Regions from separate parts of the Mus musculus genome. Here regions 2, 3 and 4 are each linked to region 1. A link is a contact called in ENCODE Hi-C or POLR2A ChIA-PET data. All regions are on one chromosome and are shown on one strand. The core of a region is the stretch at or near the end of the contact, and the rest is flanking DNA. Distances in the headings are between cores, read along the strand shown. Region 1 holds the start of Dusp1 (dual specificity phosphatase 1). Region 2 overlaps Ergic1 (endoplasmic reticulum-golgi intermediate compartment (ERGIC) 1). Region 3 holds the start of Crebrf (CREB3 regulatory factor). Region 4 has its middle 13 kb from the start of Atp6v0e.

Region 1 (3,039 bases), core at 114-2,613:
CAAGGCGGTGATGCCCAAGGCGTCAAGCATATCCTTCCGAGAAGCGTGATAGGCACTGCCCAGGTACAGGAAGGACAGGATCTCCACTGGGCCCCCCTGAAGTCAAAAAAACAGTCCAGCATTCGTCAAGCTCGTCCAGCGTGAGCACCAGTACCCATGCCCACAAAAACTCCCCGCTGAAAACGGGAGTTTCTGAAACTGGTGACCTCAGCACTGCTGTTGACATATTAAAATATTCGTAAAGAATCAAGCCCATTGGCCTGGACAGAGCCAACAAGCTCTTCCGTGCCAGCAACTGGGAGACTCAGCTCCATCCAATTGCTTCATGATGGACTAAAGATCCTCGTGTCCCCGCTAGTATAAATAAAGCTGCAGCCGCTTTCTATATCCTCCTGGCACAATCCTCCTAGACCTCTGCCAGCTCTGCCACCTCCCTGCCCTGCATGGACCCGGACTCCTACTAACCTGATCGTAGAGAGGGGTACTACAGGAGCTGCATCCGGATTCTGCACTGTCAGGCACACTAGTACTCAGGGGGAGGCTGAGCCCCGTGGGGGTGGACTGTTTGCTGCACAGCTCAGGGCAGGAAGCCGAAAACGCTTCATATCCTCCTGAGAATACAAAGGTACATATTTTCTCATTAGCACCACCGACACAGTACCTGGAGACAAGCCACTCACCCACCAGGGGCTGCGAGTTTACAAGGAAGGCTTAAGGAAGTCTTTGTTATGGGAGTGAAACAAAGCCACTGACAAGCCCCTGGAGACTGGACGCCGGCGCCCCCATACTCCAGGTGGGACGCCCCTTCCCTAGCTGATGGCATAAGTCCTGCCAGAGCTAGAGCGTACCTTGGAGAAAGAAGACTTGAGTGGAGCGCGCCTCTCGGCAGAGCGCGCCCGCGGCCAGGGCCAGGGTGCCGTCGCGCTTGGCGCCGTCCAGGGAGGCGCTGCGCTCGTCCAGCAGCACCACGGCGTGGTAGGCTCCGGCCAGCAGGCGGCCACGCAGTTCAGCGTTGGGCACGATATGCTCCAGGCCCATGGCGCCCTTGGCGCGGCGCCGCACGATGGTGCTGAAGCGCACGTTCACTGAGCCCGCGATGTGGCCGGCGTTGAAAGCGAAGAAGGAGCGACAATCCAACAACAGGCACTGCGCGGCGCCCTCTCGCAGCAGCGCGCGCAGCCCCCCGGCGTCCAGGATGCCCACCTCCATCACCATGGCCAGCCCCAGCGACCCCAGCGTGCCCGTTCTGCGGTTCTCCAGAAAAAGTCGGTCGATCTTGTGCGGTGTCCTGTGGCCCTAAGTCCCCAAGTGCTCGCTGCTCCTAATCTGGCTTCACCGCGCTTTCCTCCCGCCAGTCCTTCACTGCGCGCTCGTCCGACGGAGCGCGGTTTTATGTAGCCTCTCGGGGGCGGTCCCGGGCGCGGCACAGAAGCGGGGGGTGGGGTGGGGGTGGGGGAGAACGGTTTGTTTGTTTGAATGGCAGACACGTGACCGGGCGGTGACGTCACCCGCCCTACCGAGCTTGGCGCCGCCAAAGCCAAAAGCAAAGACGTCATCGGCCTAGGAGCCTCTCGGCTCTGAGCGCTGGCTCGCAGCCCGGCCCCCACCCTCCTGTCCTCTGGGCTCGCAGGCAGGACGGCGCGCTGCCAGCCCGGGTGGCCAGGACGCGCGGCCTGAGGACACCTGCCCTGCTCCCCTCCGCGGGTCTCCGCCGAACGAGCGGGGCCACTCCTGGTATCACGTTCTCAGCTGGCCCGGCTCTGGCTGCTGGAGTGGTGGGCGTGGCGAGCTGAGCGGGAAAGGGGAGTGGGTAGTGAGAGATGACTAATTCGGTCTATAGCCCTCTGGCTATACCGAGGACAAATGGCGAGAGTTGAGACGTCCTTCTTGAATGTCACTTTAAAAGTTTTACGCTGAACAAGGGAATGCTTCCAGTTAGTTCCCACCCCCCACCCCGGAGTGTTATCTTTACCGCGGTGGTCCCTAGAGGACTTACTTGGAGCAAAGGGAGGAGGGTTGCAAGATCTTTGGAGCCCAGGTTTAACATTGGGGTTGGGGGGGTGGGGTGGGGGAGACTTGGGTAGAGCTCCACAGCGCCGCCTAGGGACGGCCCAGAACATTGTCGTCGCGTGGCATCAAGAGGATGCTGCTAGCCGCTGCTCCTCTGTCCCCCAACACAACTTTCTTTTGTTTTGTTTTGTTTGTTTCAGAGAGGATCTTGCTGTGTAGCTCTGGCTAGTCTTGAACTCATAGAGATCCTCCTGTCCCTGACTTACTAAGGATTAAAGGCATCTGCCCTCGTGCCTTTCATCTCCACTGAACAGAAGCTGAGCACACCAAGGACTCAGGGCCAAGAGCCTTGAATCCGCCACTCTGTGGGACAAACTGTACTCATCACACCTGGGAAGACCGAAATGGTGTGTGTGTGTGTGTCCTTCCACAAAACTCCATGACTACAGGGTAGGCAGTGAGTCCGCCGCAACACCACGGAGTTGGATACACAAACATAAACATTGCACCACTCTGAAGGGGTGCCGAGTCAGGAACATTCTGCGGTTTCTTCCTCTTTGCAAGGGGAGGTGTCTTACTACCATGTGTCTTTGCCCAGCAACGTCCGCTTTGGCCTCTCTTAGCTCTTGCGCTCTGCCTAGATTCTTCTGTAAATTCAGAATACGTTATTTTTAAAGGGCGTTTTTACATTCCTTTGAGCATTGATCCTAAAAGAACAGCAAAGAAATCTTCAGATAACACCACCCTCCCTACATCTCAGAAGAGCGACAGAAAGAAAAAAATTATTTGTTTATTCTACTTATTCAGCTGAGGACCTCAACATATTTTTTGCATTGAATCATAAAATGTTACAGCTGCTGCCTTTTCAAACTGCATACCAACTTCAAATTTTCCTTTTATTTTTGTTTTTGCAAGGCCATTCATTATACCCTTCTCTACCCAAACTTTTCAAAAAGACCTTTTTATATGAGTACAGTGGCATGGTTGGGCACTGAAGTCAGAGGTCTGCTGGTCGCTGTGGAGTTCTGC
Region 2 (2,913 bases), core at 287-2,786, 140 kb after region 1:
GCTTTTGCAGAGGACCTGGGTTCAATTCCCAGCACCCACATAGAAGCTTACAACTGCCTATAATTCCAGTTCTGGGATCTAACACCTTCCTCTGGTCTCTTGTGGACACACATGCACATGGCGCTGTGTATACATATGGCCAAGTACTCCTGCATCTAAAGTAAAAACAACAGAGAGAGAGAGAGCACTGTGCCAGGAGATCCCTGCTCCCAGGTTCCACAGCGGCAGAGAGGAGGCCCTCACACCTCTTCAGCAAAGCCCTGACATAAAGGGAGAAGAAGGCTGTCTTGGAAAGGGCCTTGTGTTTTCAGAGACACCAATCCAGCATGCCTTTCCAAGGCCAACCAGCTCTCTCCTTGGGAGAGACCCTGTTAGGTCAAGGTGAGCCATTGACCTTTCAAGAACTGGAGGTTCCACAAGCCACAGGGAAGATCTCCCCCCCCAACGCCCCCCAACCTGTCAACCGTCACCATTGGGTCCACTTCTGCTGGAATGAGGCCCCATAAATCCTCAGGCTTGCTAACCACACCACTCCATGGAACCTCCTGACATTAACTTGGTTTGTTTCTGGAAGGCCTCAGGCTGCCATCTTGGTTGCCATGACAACTGTAGGGGTCAGCTCCTGAACCAGCTGGCTCCTGGCAGATTGCGTCATTGTGGAGCTTCAAAGCCTCTTGTCAAGAGACAGCAGATGTGAGGATGCTGCTGGCTCTCAGACACACTGCACAAAGACCCCTGGAGCCTGTGGAGGGTGGGTGGTGCTGTGGCATAGTGGAGACACCTGCCGCGGACTTCTCTTCCTCGGCTCTTAATACCAAACACTTGCGTGCGAAGCTCTAAACTCCAAGTGAGTGCCCTCTGCAAATAGCCCTGGGTGTGGGGGGGTGCTTAGGCCAAGATGTCATGTGACGACTTCAGAGGAAGGGCAGCAGCTGTGGATGGCATAAGGGGCAGAGCTTTTTCACATACCTGATACCTGGCTGATTCTGGACTCTTCAGAGTCAGTCTGCAGAGGACATGCCCTACCACACCCAGTACCAGGCTGCCCAAGGCTTCTCTCTCTGGACCTCACAACACCTCAGTCAAACCTACACCTGTTACCAGAGCATTCTTCCCCAAAAAGAATAAGCCTTGCATTTGGCAGTGTGCACGTGCCTACATCTCCCCCACCCCCACTCCTCCATATCTGTCCCAGCCCCCCCTCCTGCTGTCAGCTGAGATTGCCTGTAAGTGGGTGTGGTGACAGATTGGGTGACTTGAGGTGTCAGATCTCTGTCTTTGCATGACTTATTTTATCTGAGAGAGGGAATACCCAGAAGCCTTAAGGTGACAAATTGAGTTGGTGACTGTAAGAGCTCTCGCCCACCAGAAAGTACAGCGGCTGATGGCATGCGCCCTTTGAACGCTATCATGCGGCTGTTTCAACTGAAGAGACACTTAGGGGCCGCCAGATGAGGGAATTTTGCTGGAGTAAGCCCCACCCACTTATATTCTTCCCACTGTCACGCTCCCCCCCCACACCTTGCTTTTCTTCCCAGGAGAAGAATGCCCCATGCCCCATGCTGGAGATTGTACCTCACAGCTGCCAGGGCCAGTTATAGCCTCTGGGTGTCATGATTCACTTATCAGTGTCCCCAGATTGCAGCACAGGGCCTGGCCCAGACTCAGTGTTCACAGATGTGTAAGGGACAGCTGCTTACGGAGGTGATAGTGACTACCTTTATTAAGTGCCTGCCACGTATCAGGCAATTTTGTAATTAGCCCTTAACCTTCCCAGGAACCTCTGAGTAGATTCTAGTTTGTGTTTTAGATATGAGTTCAACTAAGGCTCAGAGAAGTAAAGAAACTCTTCCAAGACCACACAGCTCGTAAATGATGAGCTGGGACTTGAGCCCCGTGCCCACCAACATCTTCTCCTCACCACATCCATCTTCACAAGCAAGGGCTCTCAAGAGTGGCACAGCCACAGAGGCCCTGGAAGTCATGACCCTCTTGGTACAGAAGACACCAGTGAGGTTTGCCGGGACCTGCGTCTGTTGGGTGTCTGCCTGCCTTTCATAGCAAGAGCTGAGGAGGCCGGAAGAGTTGGTTGGAACCAGCAGGACTGGGGCATAGCTCAGTGGAAGAGCGCACACTTAGCAGGCAGGAAGCTGGTGTTTGGCCCCTAGCACTGTTTGGCTTAGTTTCATTTGGTTGGTGGGTAGGTCTGAGGCATTAGCTTGCTTGAAAAGAGTTGGGGTATGGTGGTGTGTGTTTGCAACCTCACAGCTGGGAGGCAGAAACAGCTGGCTCCTGGGGCCTCACTGGCCAGCCGGCTTGCTCAGCATGTTCCCAACCAGAGAGAGACCCTGTCCTAAGATAGATGGCTCCTAGGGGTCTGGCACACGCGTGTGTGCATGTTTCTGTACACACACACACACACACACACACACGGTTGGGGGGACAGAGTTTTACACTCATCTAAGGTTATATAAGTTAAGAAAGGGCCACTTTGCTACCTGGACAGGGAACAGTCTCACACCCTCCTCCGAATGGCTGGATTCTCTCCTCTGCCTGCTTCTCTTCCCTGAACCAAGAGCTACAAGTGTGCACACCTTGGTCCCCTCCCGTACCATCACTGTGATGTGCAGGACAGAACAAAACCCAAAGCAGAAGCTCCATGATTCAGGGCTGGGATGTGCAGGGGCCTTGGGATCTGTCCCATCTGGGGCAGCTGAGTGCAAAGGGGTCTTTTGGAGAGCTGTGTGCAGGGCAGGTGGACGGAATGGGGCAGAATGAGGGGGAAGGTCTCACACTCAGGTCTCTAAAGTCGGTTCTACAGGGTGAGAGGGATAGGAAAGCAGGCAGTGGGCACCATGGGAGGTGGGGTGGGGTTTTCAATGATGCGAAGCTTCTAACCTACCAACGTCTGTA
Region 3 (2,700 bases), core at 25-2,524, 210 kb after region 1:
AGTAGCCGAATTATTGTTTTGAAGTAGCAATGAAAATAATTTTATGGTTGGGGTCACCACAACATAAGGAACTTTAGGAAGGTTGAGAACCACTGATCTACCACTTGCCTGAGTCTTTGTGCATGGGGGAGGGGGAGTCTTAATTTGGCGGGGAGCGGAAGGTTACTTTGAGACTTGGTCTTATCCGGGCATGCAATTCAGTGTAGCTAAGAACACACTTCAATCTTCCTGCTTCCTTATCTCCAGTGCTGAGATCACAGGGGTCAATCACAATACCCCCTTCCTACATCCTCGCCTGCTTTGAAACCCCGAGTACTCCCAAGGGAAAACTGTTATTTGAAGGGAATCTGATGAGGTTTCTCTGTCCTTTAGTCTTCTTTTCCTATGCTTAAGAAAGTATGTTTTTCTGTGTCCATATGTGTGTGCGGGTGCAGACCAGTAACCCTGCACCCAGAAGACTAAGACAGGAGGGTCCAGAGTCTAAAGAGATTTCTGGAAACACAGGCTGCTATAATTAGGTAGGTTGTTTCCTTGAACAATAATTCTCCTGAGGTTTGTTTTTGTATTTTTTTTAAATAGTTCTCTTATCGTATGTGTCTGTTCGGAGAACTATTTGGGATAATGAACCTACCACAAACTACACATCCGATAAAATATCAACAGGATTAAGAGGCGTAAATCATCACATTATCACAGGTTAGACAGTCTTGTCCATAAAGCATCTAGTAGCAGTTTCTACAGCTGAATACAGGTCCTATCCCAAAGATGTATGCAGCCGACTCAGGGTCTGGGGATCCAGACTCAATAAATATGAGTTGATGAATGAACAAACAACTGAAGGCCAATTCAATCGGGGAACAGGAACGTCATTTACTAAACAGAATGTCGATGCAGCCCCCTACTAATTAATATTCCTGTAATCCCCCGTGGTTCAGTTAAACTGTAAAGTGGGCATTTGGACTCCTTGGCCTTCATCTTAGTTCTGAGGCTACAGACTGAATATGGAAGCCTCTGAAAAGAACATCACGCACGAACGCGAGCTTACTGCTCGCTATCCCCAGCGGCCCACGCCCACGCTCAGCAGCAGCCTACTAGCCCCCGCTCCGCCCTCTCTTCCTGGTTTTCCCCAGCAACCCGCCCCTCTGGTGTCACGTGACGGGCGCTAGCCCGGCCGAGCCTCTGATTGGCCAGACTTCAGGGCGCCTCGCGATTGGCCTGGGGCGGCGGGCCCCCGCCTCCCTCCTCCTCCTCGCCGCGGCCCACGTGAGGGGGGCGAGTCACGCGATTTCCGGGAACCCGTCAGGAAGGACATAAACAAAACAAACCGAGGCAGCATGGAGACGGCCCGCGGCCGCGTAAGCGCGGCCGGATCCAGTGCCTGAACCGCCTTCAGCCTCAGGTGAATGCCGAGCGGTCGCACGGGCGGGCGGGATGCAGCGGCAGAGAACCGCGGGTGAGAGGCGCGGGTGCCCGGCTCCGGGAGAGCGGGGCGGGGGCCGCCGGGCCGAGGGCGCGCGGAACGGGGTCGCCGATGCGAGCCGAATCGGGCTGCCCCCGCGGCCGACGGTTATATAAAGGGCGGGCGCGCGCCGGCGGGCGACCCCGTTAGGGCCGTGCCCTTTGCGCTCCCGGGAACCAGGGATCGCGACTGCCGGCAGCCGGCCTGTCAGAGCGGCGAGCGGGTGGGAGGGGCCGGGAGGGAGGAGAGGAGAGGAGAGGGGCGTGTGAGGGAGACCGGCACAGCTAGTGTTCAGAAGGCTCCGGACGGAGGAGCGGACCGGGAGAACTCTGGGCAGGGGCGTCGTGGGGCTGCTGTTCCCCCCGGCCCCTCCCCGGAGGCTGCGGGACTGGGGCCTCCCTCTCGGGATTTGTTTATATGTCCTCTCTAAGCAGCTTGAAAAGCCCGGAGGCGGAGCCCTCGCTGTCGAGTGGCGGCCGGTGCTGTCCAATGGAGGAGGCAGACGGGGTCCGTGGCGCCAATGGGCGCAGGGAGGCGGTGCCGCGCCCCCCCTCCCCCCCAGTAAGTTAGGCTGTGCTGGGGGTTGGTCCGACAGGGCGGCCATATTAGATGGGAGGGGACGGGCCTGGGGACGGGGGTTGTCACTGAGCGGGGCGGAGACGGGGCAAAGGGCGAGGAGCCGAGCCGAGCGGGGCGCGGGCCGGGCGGGCTGGGTGTGGGCTAGAGTCCCGGAGGGACCCGGAAGATGCCCGGAGGAGCCTGACCCGGCTCAGCCGCTCCCGAGTGGAGGCGGCCAGGGAAGTAGCGAGGGCAGTCTAGCCTCCCAGGGGGCGGTTCCTGGGTCTAGATGAAGCTTGGTCTCTGGCGTCTCCTTCTTGGTCGGCTCTCCGCTGCTTGGTAGATCCTGCCACCAAACCCTTTAATCGCCCACCTTTAACCCAAGAAAACAAACCGTTTTGCTACTTCTGAGCAGGCCTGAATCTTAAGACTACCTTAAGGAGGTATTTCTGTAGTTAGGGGTGTGTTTCTGTACCAGGTCTCCCGTGTAGAGGCAGGCATTCAGAGGAACTTCTGCTTTTCTGGGTATTGCAAAGAGAAAATTGGGACTGGAAAAGCAGACAAAATTGAGTGAGCGGCGTTTCTATCCACCCCCCCCCCAAAAAAAACAAAAACAAAAACAAAAAAAAAAACGTGGATATCTTCCAAAGATCAGGCCCTTGTGTTTCAAGTCTTAATTTGCC
Region 4 (2,942 bases), core at 372-2,871, 150 kb after region 1:
AAAGTTCATCTATACTGAATATGTACAGATTTTTTTTTCTTTTCATGTCCTAAGCAATACAGTATCAAAACTCATACAGCCTTTACAGTGTACTAGTTGCTATATCTAGATATGATTATGCAGGAGGACATGCATAGGATATACATATACATATATATGCCAAGTGAACATTATGATGGAATGGACTTGAATAGCCATAGATGGAGGTTCTGTGACCAGGATGCTGAGAGCAACTGTGCAGTATATATCTGTTAAGTTTAAACCCTGACTGAGGTACCTACTTAACATATTACAGTGCACCTGGCCTCCAGGTTCTCCCAGCACCCCTCAGGATGCTTTACATGGTATGGCTGGCAAGCCCTGCCCTCTACCCTGAAATCAAGCTGTGCTGCTTCCCCCCAGAGACTCTTCCCTATATAATCCAGACATTCTGGTTACCCACCCTTCCTTTTTGTACCTTTGGCCTCCCGACTGCTGCACTTGGTTCCTCTCTCTCCCTTCCTCTTCCCCTTTCCATCTTCCCATGGTTCAGGGTCAGTTCTAGCCTGGACTCTTCCAGCTATGTCCGCCTCTGGCTATGTCTCCCTTTTATCTACAATAAACTTTCTCCTTCACTGTTCCTGGGAGCAGTCATGTCCTTTTCTTTCCTTTTTCATTTTTCTTTCTTTTTCTTTTTCTTTTTCTTTTTCCATTTGAAACCCATGTAATTTCTACAGACTCCTTTGTGGTGGGAAAGGGGGGGTGAAGTTTGGGGGTGAGGTGTTTGGGAATGGAGAGAAACTAAAAAGACATCATCAAGGAACTGGGGCTGCATGTGGCTCAGTGATAAAAGGGTTGCTGGGAAATAGGAGGTGGGTCTTCGTCTTGATAAAAATAATTTTTGTTAAAATGGACTCAAAAAGAAGTTGAGAACCATCTTGTGGGCTGTAAATCTCAGCTGTGGCAGCCGGGAGGAGAGATGTAAGAAAAGGCCAAGAAAAGGTTGCAGGCTGGGCAACGGAGGTCTCAGAGCAGCTTGTGCGGGTGTGGGGTAAATGGGTGAGGGAAGAGCTGTCTTCTGGGAATAATGCCCGAGGTGTCATGGCAAGCAAGGTGGGCTTTTAGCCTAGTTTACTGGGCATCCTCCCTTTCCTTTGAAATTTTACATTTTAAAGAGGGGCAATTTGCAGTGCTTCTCTATCTTAAAATGGGTGTGTCATCAAGGAAGCAGGAGGTGGGAGGCCAAGCAGATTTGGACAGAGTCCATCCTCAGTGGTATCCGAGCCGGCTAATGCCTGTCGAAGTACCCAACAGATATATCTTGGTTGGTTGGCTGATTTATGAGAAAGGGTCTCATACACTCCAGGCCAGCTCTTAACTTTTGATCCTCTGGGCTCTCCACCTCCCCAGTACTGGAATAGTAGGAATGAGACACCAAGCCAAGCTAGAAAGGGTCCCAAAGCCCTGGGTTCGGTCCCCGACACAAAACCAGAAACTGAAGCCAGAGAAGCATCGATGAGCTTCTGTTTCAGGCCCTACAAAGCGGTTCCATTAGGGGCTCCAGCCTGAGGTCCTGCCTACTCCGCTACACGGAGAGAACATGCCGAGACTCAACTCCAGCCGCAGGGGGCGCTGTTCTGCTTTCCTGAGGCAGGAAGCGCAGACTCGCGTCCCTTCTGTGCTTGAGCTACAAGAAATGTCATTTCCGGGCCTGCAATGCACGCCACCGGAACCGGAACCGGTGGGTAGTAGTGGTTCCGCCAGGACCCAGATTGTAGGCAGTTCCATCCCTTGGTGACTTCGGACCGCAGCATAAACCTCAAACACCATCTCTATGCCCCCTCCTACATGCTCTGAAAGACCTTGTCTTCCCGGCTGTCCAAGAAACTGCGGCAGAAGTAGAGCGTCTGCTCTATGCCCATTCGCAAGGACCAGGTACATCCAAAGGTCCTCGAGTTCTAGTTACTCAAGGGCGTATAGCTCATGCACCTCGTTATCATGAAATCCTGCAGGAGTCACATACCCCGAGACCTCAGCAAGGCGGCAGAGTGACTGCCGACAAGCTAGACCAGAGCCACTACAGTGCATTGAGTCCCCTTTGCCCTTATCACAAGCAGACTGTCTCCAGGTACAGATCTGACCATTGTTTTAGGGAATGAAGTGAGATAAAGTGAGGGGCTTTGCGTATTGGATGGACATCTGATGGTTGAGAGGTAAATTAGTAAAAAATATAACGAGTGAAGTGGAAAGAGTGGCGAGGCCAGTGATAGGCAGGCCGGGCTGGGCAGTTCCGAGTGCGCACTGCTCTTACAGAGAAACTGAGTGTAGCGCCCAGCGCCCATGTCTGGCAGCGTACAACTGCCTGTAATTCCAGCTGCAGGGAGATTCCATGCCCTGGGCCCTATGGACACTGCAGTCATGTGACATACAGACGTATACACATCATTATACATAGGCCTTTAATCCCAGCACTGAGGAGGCATACAAATTAAGTTTGAGGCCGGCCTGGTCTACACAGATCCAGTTCCAGGATAGTCAGAGCTATATAGAGAGGCCCTGTCTTGAAAAACCAATATGAACCTGAAAATGTTTGCCTTATATAAAGGAGAACGTCAAGAGTCTTCAGGCCACCGCAACCTTGCAAATCGCTCTCCTTTGCAAACAAGCTGGAAAATTCATATTCTCTTCTTTCTCCACATATCCTTCCTGCTACTGCTCTGTTCCTCATTTCATAGTCCGGTTTCTCAAAAGAGTCGTCTCCACCTGCCAAGCATAGTGATCTATGCTTTAATTCCTGGCACTCAGGAGATAGGAGCATGAGACTCTCTCAGGCCAGCCTGGTTTACAGAGCAAGTTCCAGGACAGCAAGGAGACATTGTCTCAAAAGACAGACAGACACAAAGAGAGATAGACAGAGAGAGGACTACCCTGTGTTCCCATTCACTCGTGGATGCTCTCCAGTC

Evidence for each region. A loop is a pair of places that touch in the nucleus more often than their neighbours do. ChIA-PET counts read pairs that join two places held with the same protein, here RNA polymerase II (POLR2A).
Region 2: POLR2A ChIA-PET joins it to region 1 with 56 read pairs in Patski. The contact joins the enhancer-like site here to the promoter of Dusp1 in region 1. A Hi-C loop is called at or near these places in 17 of 37 maps with a recorded cell type or tissue (CH12.LX, Patski, adrenal gland and 4 more). POLR2A ChIA-PET finds 5 or more read pairs at or near these places in 3 of 5 experiments (Patski and embryonic stem cell).
Region 3: POLR2A ChIA-PET joins it to region 1 with 28 read pairs in Patski. The contact joins the promoter of Crebrf here to the promoter of Dusp1 in region 1. POLR2A ChIA-PET finds 5 or more read pairs at or near these places in 3 of 5 experiments (Patski and embryonic stem cell).
Region 4: POLR2A ChIA-PET joins it to region 1 with 38 read pairs in Patski. The contact joins the enhancer-like site here to the promoter of Dusp1 in region 1. POLR2A ChIA-PET finds 5 or more read pairs at or near these places in 4 of 5 experiments (Patski and embryonic stem cell).

The regions. Positions count from the first base shown.
Region 1 is chr17:26,507,109-26,510,147 of GRCm38, forward strand. Dusp1 (dual specificity phosphatase 1) reads right to left here and starts at 1,364. Exons shown (of 4, transcript NM_013642.3): 1 at 849-1,364; 2 at 466-611; 3 at 1-96. The coding sequence starts at 1,215.
Region 2 is chr17:26,644,040-26,646,952 of GRCm38, forward strand. All of the region lies in intron 9 of Ergic1 (endoplasmic reticulum-golgi intermediate compartment (ERGIC) 1), which reads left to right. Gm41553 (a long non-coding RNA gene) reads left to right here. Exons shown (of 2, transcript XR_876696.2): 2 at 1-2,913. Among named protein-coding and RNA genes, the nearest start is that of Gm41553, 3.8 kb to the left of the region's middle. Within about 2 kb of position 1,537, at least 1 of the 3 ENCODE cell types and tissues checked has a DNase peak (open chromatin) inside an H3K27ac peak, as active enhancers do; it is heart, where a contact is called at or near this core.
Region 3 is chr17:26,714,376-26,717,075 of GRCm38, forward strand. It overlaps Crebrf (CREB3 regulatory factor), which reads left to right and starts at 1,275. Exons shown (of 9, transcript NM_029870.2): 1 at 1,275-1,399.
Region 4 is chr17:26,661,478-26,664,419 of GRCm38, forward strand. No RefSeq gene overlaps it. Among named protein-coding and RNA genes, the nearest start is that of Atp6v0e, 13 kb to the right of the region's middle. Within about 2 kb of position 1,622, at least 2 of the 3 ENCODE cell types and tissues checked have a DNase peak (open chromatin) inside an H3K27ac peak, as active enhancers do.